Regions from separate parts of the Homo sapiens genome. Here region 1 is linked to region 2. Evidence: chromatin loops called from intact Hi-C (ENCODE). Cell type or tissue: psoas muscle. All regions are shown on one strand. Each heading gives the region's core, and the rest is flanking DNA. Links, peaks and the distances in the headings are about the cores only. Region 1 has its middle 32 kb from the start of LINC02757. Region 2 holds the start of LRRC32 (leucine rich repeat containing 32).

Evidence for each region. A loop is a pair of places that touch in the nucleus more often than their neighbours do. Peaks named below come from ENCODE experiments on the same cell type or tissue, not always from the same donor. Only the 100,000 strongest peaks of a DNase experiment are listed, where the experiment ranks them.
Region 1: a loop joins it to region 2, with 3.0 times the contacts of the local background. A loop is called at or near these places in 30 of 110 quality-filtered maps.

Annotation. Positions count from the first base shown.
Region 1 is chr11:76,597,073-76,599,972 of GRCh38, reverse strand. No RefSeq gene overlaps it. Among named protein-coding and RNA genes, the nearest start is that of LINC02757, 32 kb to the left of the region's middle. RefSeq lists a silencer at 1,285-1,364 and an enhancer at 1,995-2,646. In psoas muscle, for the core only: a CTCF peak has its summit at 1,271; no DNase peak of the experiment used is centred there.
Region 2 is chr11:76,669,389-76,672,288 of GRCh38, reverse strand. It overlaps LRRC32 (leucine rich repeat containing 32), which reads left to right and starts at 1,542. Exons shown (of 3, transcript NM_001128922.2): 1 at 1,542-1,675. RefSeq lists silencers at 1,398-1,597, 1,658-1,787. In psoas muscle, for the core only: no CTCF peak of the experiment used is centred there; DNase peaks (open chromatin) are centred at 1,318, 1,448 and 2,288; H3K4me3 peaks cover 2,052 bases; H3K27ac peaks cover 2,500 bases; H3K27me3 peaks cover 1,605 bases.

The sequences.
Region 1 (2,900 bases), core at 287-2,786, 72 kb after region 2:
AGAGAACACAGGCCTTGGATACAGGTAGCCCCCAAATCAATCCCCAGCACTAGCCTTGGGGAAGTCGCTTCACTTTTAAGAGCCTCACTTTCCTCATCTGAAAATGGGCCAGCCGGGCTATCTGTTGGGCTACATAGAGCCTGAGGCCTGAAAGGGAGCTACCATCCCCCTGCCTCCTTCCTGCCTCACTTGCTCCCCACCCTTCCCTGGCCCACCACCTTGGCACCTGCCTCCTCTCTGTGGCTGGCCTAGTGAGCCTGAGGTCAAAGGCCACATCCCTAACTCTTTCAGGTCCTTTAACAACTGCTGTTTACTACAAACCAAGAGCTGTGCAGAGCGCCATGCCTCGATGACATCCCTACAGCTCTATGAGGTGGGCGCGGTGATTACGCCCATTTCATAAGTGAGGAAGTTGAGGTGCAGACAGGAGGGGCTTACCCCAGCCACACGGTGAGCACGAGGCAGCGCCCGGACTCACCTCCAGGTCTCTCTGACTCCTGAAGCCATGCTCCTCAGGACCACAGAGGCTGCCTCCTGCCCGCAGAACCCTCTCCAGAGGAGAGGGGATTCCTTGCGGGTGACTCAGGGCCTGGGGCAAGGAAGCCACATCCCTGGGGTCTGCTGGGAAGGAGAAAGTGACGCCAGGGTAATTCCCATACAGCTATGAGGTTCTTAGCAGCTGGGGGAGGGGGCCGCAGGCTTTGTTGGCTACCCTCATGGTGGGGGCAGCAGGGAGGGTCCCTTAGCTGAGTCTAAGCTTCCTGGGAGGCTATGGGATGTGCGGGAAAGGGTGGGGAGCGGGTGAGGCCACAGCGAGTGTGTTCTGCAGCCTGGGGCCACCAGGGGAGCAGACATTCTTCAGCAGCTGCTGGAAATCCCAGGGGCTGCTTTTCCTGGGAGCCACCAGGAAGATGCCCTGGAAGTGGCCTTTCCAAGGTTCTGGAGCAGGGCCATCCAATAAAACAGAATGTGAGACTCGGATGTAATGACATTTCTCCAGTAGCTACATTAAGAAAGTAAAAAGAAACAAGTGAACTTAATTTTAATAATATATTTAACTTAATATATCAAAATATTATCCTTTCAACATGTAATCAGTATTAAAAATTATGAATGTTGTATTTCATTTTTTTTTTTTTGTATTGTTGAAACCTGGTGTGTCTTTTCCACCCACAGCACAGCTCGTTTCAGACCAGCCACATTTCAGATGCCCAGTAGCCGCGTGCGGCTGGTGGCTACTAAGCTGGAGCGCACAGTTAGAGAGACCTCTAGGGGTGACTTGAGGATGCTGAAGGAGCCAAGGGGCAAACCTCAGTGAGTGGTGCCAGGACCCAGAGGTCACAAGAGGGTCCTGGGACCAAGTGTCATGTATCATTTAGTCTTCTCAACACCACCCAAGGCAGCATGATCACCCCTGTTAGGTAGATGAGGGAGTCAACTCAGAGGAGCCGGGTGGCTGGCACAAAGTCTCCTAGCAGGATGGGAGCTAGTCACCCCCCAGCACTGAGATGATGCTGCAGCCCACCCTACCCCAGGGGCACAGAGGAGCAAAGGAAGGCCCCCCACCCCAGGACTGCTGACCTCACACGTCTTCCCAGCCCCAGGCTTGCCCAGTGAGGGTTGGCACATTTAGGGGAGTCCCTCAGCCACCTTTCTTCATGCAGGAGTCAGGGAGGAAGTGGGCAGGCAGGCAGGTGGGTAGCAGCAGCCTCTTTCTCCTTCATCTTGCCCTGTCACAGACTGGTGTGGGTGGTGCCAGGTGAGCCCACCTAGAACGTGGCTTTTCCCCCTCCCCATTCCCATGGACACACGCATGTGCATGGGTCACAGGTGCTGCCTCTGGCTGGTCCACATTAACCCACACAGCTTCCCACCCTGGCTGCCCCTCACCCCAGCTGGTCCACGTGTCCACACCACCCAGAGCAGCACCGTTCACATCCACTGACTCAGCCAAGATTTCCTGAGGGTCAGCCTGGCAGGAATTTTGCCCATTCTACAGATGAGGACACGAAGGTCCAGAAAGGGGTGGGACTGGGTTCCCTGACTGCTGCTGGGCCTTGGTCCATGGCATCCACTGGCTCTCACTGGTCAAGGCAAGGAAGGCCCCTGGGAGGGGCACAGCATTTGGTGGGTACAGAGGAGGAGGTGGGTTTGCAGGGCTCAGGGCCTGACCATGGGCTCTGAAGGCAGAGGACAGAGTCTGTACAGGGGATTAGACATGGCCACTGGGTCCAGTTATGGAAACAGCCGTCCCCGCTCCCCTGCCACTGGGGTGCTCTGCCCGACCGGAGGGGGAACCAAGCTTGCGTCTCCCGCACTCATGAAGGGAGCACCTCTAGTTCCCAGGGCCAGATGGAGTGAGGGCAAGAGTTGGGGAGGTCTAATTTGCATCCAGGTTTCTGGTTTGAATACTAAGCAGATGGATGGTGGTGGCATTTGCTGGGATGTGTTGTGGGGAGCACATGGGGGAGGCTGAGTTGGGGTTGGGCAGTTTAAGTCCTGGGGGAGATACTGGGTAGAGAGCCTGGGCAGGGAGGGCCTGGGAGGCCTCCATGGAGTGGGCTACAGTGTGGGAAGGGGCAGTGACCAGGAGGGTGCCTTCCCAGTGAGCCTTCCCAAACCGCCCTGTTTAAAAGTCCACCATTCCACACTCCCTATCCCCCTCTGTGCCTCAGTTTCCCTGTGGAACGTATACCATGGAACATACTATTAACCTGTCACTCACCTTCCTTATTGTTTGTTCCCCACGTGGAGGAATGGTGTCTGTTGTTTGCTTGCTTGCTTGTTTGTTTGTTTGTTTGTTTCTCTGCTGGGCCCTGTGCTTGGAGCATTGCCTGCCTCAAAGGTGCATAAATGATGAATGCCTGAAGAGCTGAGGGCTCTGGATGGAGGATGGAATG
Region 2 (2,900 bases), core at 246-2,745:
ACTAGAGACCAGAGAGGGGGCTGGATGGACCAGCTAGGACCCTGTGGACATAGATCTGAGGCCTTGGGTGGCTGGGAGGGAAGGGAAAGAGGTTTGGATACCCTTCGCAGGCCCTGCTGAGAGATTCCTTACCTGCACCTCCTGCCCATCCCCTCACTGCAGCTCAGGCCTCCTCCTTAGGGAAGCCTTCCCTGATTTCCTCTTCTAAGACTAGGTCAGGCCCCTATGGCACCTGCTATCATGGCTTGTCCTCTCTGGGTTGACCCCATCTCCCCAGATCCATCTCCACAGTGGACTGAACAGGGGTAAGAAAAGGCAGTAACTGTAGAGACTTCAGGGAATCCCGCTTCTGAGCCCAGCCTTACCCTGATTTGCCACAAGGCCCTGGGTGGTCACTTTCATGCATGTAAAATGGGGCACCCTGCCCCACTCTCAGGGCTGGTGACGATCAGGGAAGAGAAACACTGTGGAAGAGGCCCCTTCTACACTTGGAACCAGGACCTGGAGGACAGCCAGGGCCCCTCTCTTCTAGGGACCCGCATACTAGAGTCCACAGGCAGCAAGGCAGGGTACCTGTGATTTGGTAGGGTCAAGGCATCTAGAAGAGAGGTGGCTTTGGGAAAGATCTGCTTCAACCTCCAATCTAAATGACAATACCGCCACCCCATATTTGCACAGTACTTTAAAAATTCGGGCAAGATAATGCCCAAACTGAATCAGACTTAGCTTTATGAACAGATTGGGCTCAAATCACTGATTCTTATTAGCTGTGTTGACTTTGGACACGCCATTTAACCTTTTCTGAGCCTCAGGTTCCCCAGCTATAAATAGGGACCTTACTAGTCTCAGACAATTGGTTTTCATGTGTACACACTGCCCCCACCCCTAGCCTCAGCTTCTCCATCCGAAAACAGGACTTTGATGGTGCCGTTTCACAGGCTGTTGAAGGGTCCCGCAGATGATGGAGGAGTACGGGTCCAGACACTAGAGCACAATCCGGAGAGGAAAAGTGACCTGCCAGGACCCACCAGAGTGGACGGCTTGGTGCGGGGAACCCCCTCCGCGGCCGCCCCAGGGCCAGCGAAGGGTCATTTCCTTCCGCATTCAGCCCCGCCGTCACCTCGCCTGTTTGCCCCCGCGTTAAGTGCGGCGGCGCCAGCAGCTGGGAAATCGGGGCCAGGCCGGATTTCCTCTGTGGACCTGCGGCTCCTAGAGCCACCGCGCCCCCCTCCGGACCCCGCGGGGCCGCGAACTGCACGTGCGGCGGCCGCTGGGATGGGCCTCGCTCCCACGGCGCTTCCTCTGCAACCCCTCTCCCTCCCGCCCTCTCATCCCCCCACACTGGGCCCCCGCCCCTTCCCGGCCGAGGTCCCAGGGTGGTGAAGATGCTTCGCCGCCCCACCCCACTCCGCCCCCGCCGGCTCCGGATAAACCGAGGCACGGGGCCAGGCGCTAGGACCCCACGGCCTCGCCAGAGGGGGGCGTGGCGGGGCGGGCCGGCGGGAGAGGTATTTAAATTGCAGCCGGAGCGCGGGGGCTCCGGTGGGGCAGCTGAGCGGCCTGCTCCTCCTCGGGCCGTGACCCCGGGGTCTGGCGCGGGGTGGGACCCGGGGGCGGGTTTGCGCAAAATGTGCCGAGACTGCCCGGGAGAGGAGCTGCGGCCGCGCTGAGCCAGGTAGGAGCCGCCGGGCAGGCGAGGCTGGCCGGCCCTCGGGGGGCGCACTGTCGCGCGCCTCTAGCGAGCGCAAGGCGGGGGCTGGTCCCAAGGGACGCCCCCCAAACACTCCCCTCCCGCCATCCCCACTGCGCGCGTGGAGCCGGGGCTGACCCTCCCTCGGTCCCTGGGAGTTCCCCAGCGCTCCTGTCTTGGCGGATCTTTCCCGCAAAGGGGTGAGGCCGGCCTTCCCATTTGACAGCTGGGAAAACAATGGCCTGAAGACCGTGACTTGCCCAGGAACACACAGCTAGGCAAGGGCAAACCGGAATTTGAATTCAGGTTTCCTGCAACGCTCCGATCCCAGCCAGGCGTGGGGCTGCCCATCCCACAGCACTAGATGGCCTGCCCATTTCTCGTAGTGGGGTAGGGGGCACCCACCGCTCTCCAAGGGGCTCTGAACCCAGCCTTCTTCATGGGTGGTAAGATGTGAGGGGCCCCCACCCCCACGCCGAGCTGCCTGAAATTCCGCCATCACAGCCACATTCCTTTGGGTTAAGGTCTAATTCCCCCGTGGGATGCACATGTCTCCAGAACGAGGCTTGCCCTTAGTGATTCACTGCTTGACAGGAACGTCCGCAGCAGCTCTCCCAGGACCCCACTCTGCCAGTAAGTCAGCTGAGGCCGAGAGGAGGGAGAGAGGACCTCAGAGGCCAGACTGTGAGCTAGTCTGCCCTGCTCCTGCGTGTGAGGGGTCGTTGGCAGGGCTTAGGGAAGGAGACCTTGATTTGGTATAGTGGGAACATTTGCTTTGGAGACAGATGAACTGGATTCTGATCGTGACCCTGCTATTTTCTCCTTGTGTGACTTTGGGTAAGTCACTTCTCTGAGCCTCCTTTTCTTCATGGGCAAAAAAAAGACAGTTCTATTGGGGGCAGTCGGCTCAGCATGTGCTGGAGAAAACACAGTATTCAGGTCATGTAGAACTGGATAAATCCCAGCTCCAAAGCCCTTATGAGCTGGGTAACTCTGGGGGTAAGTCACTTCACTTTCCGGAAACTGTTTTCTCATCCGTAAAATGGGAATTACAGTAATTTCCTCAATAGGTGATTGTGAGAATTAAATGAGATGATATAGGTCAAGTGCTTAGAAGACTAACATCCTTAAATGTAGGGGTGGGCTTATTGTGGTAGTAGTCATTGCCCCCCGTACCCCTGCTCTTTCTCTCTCACTCTCTCTCTCTCTC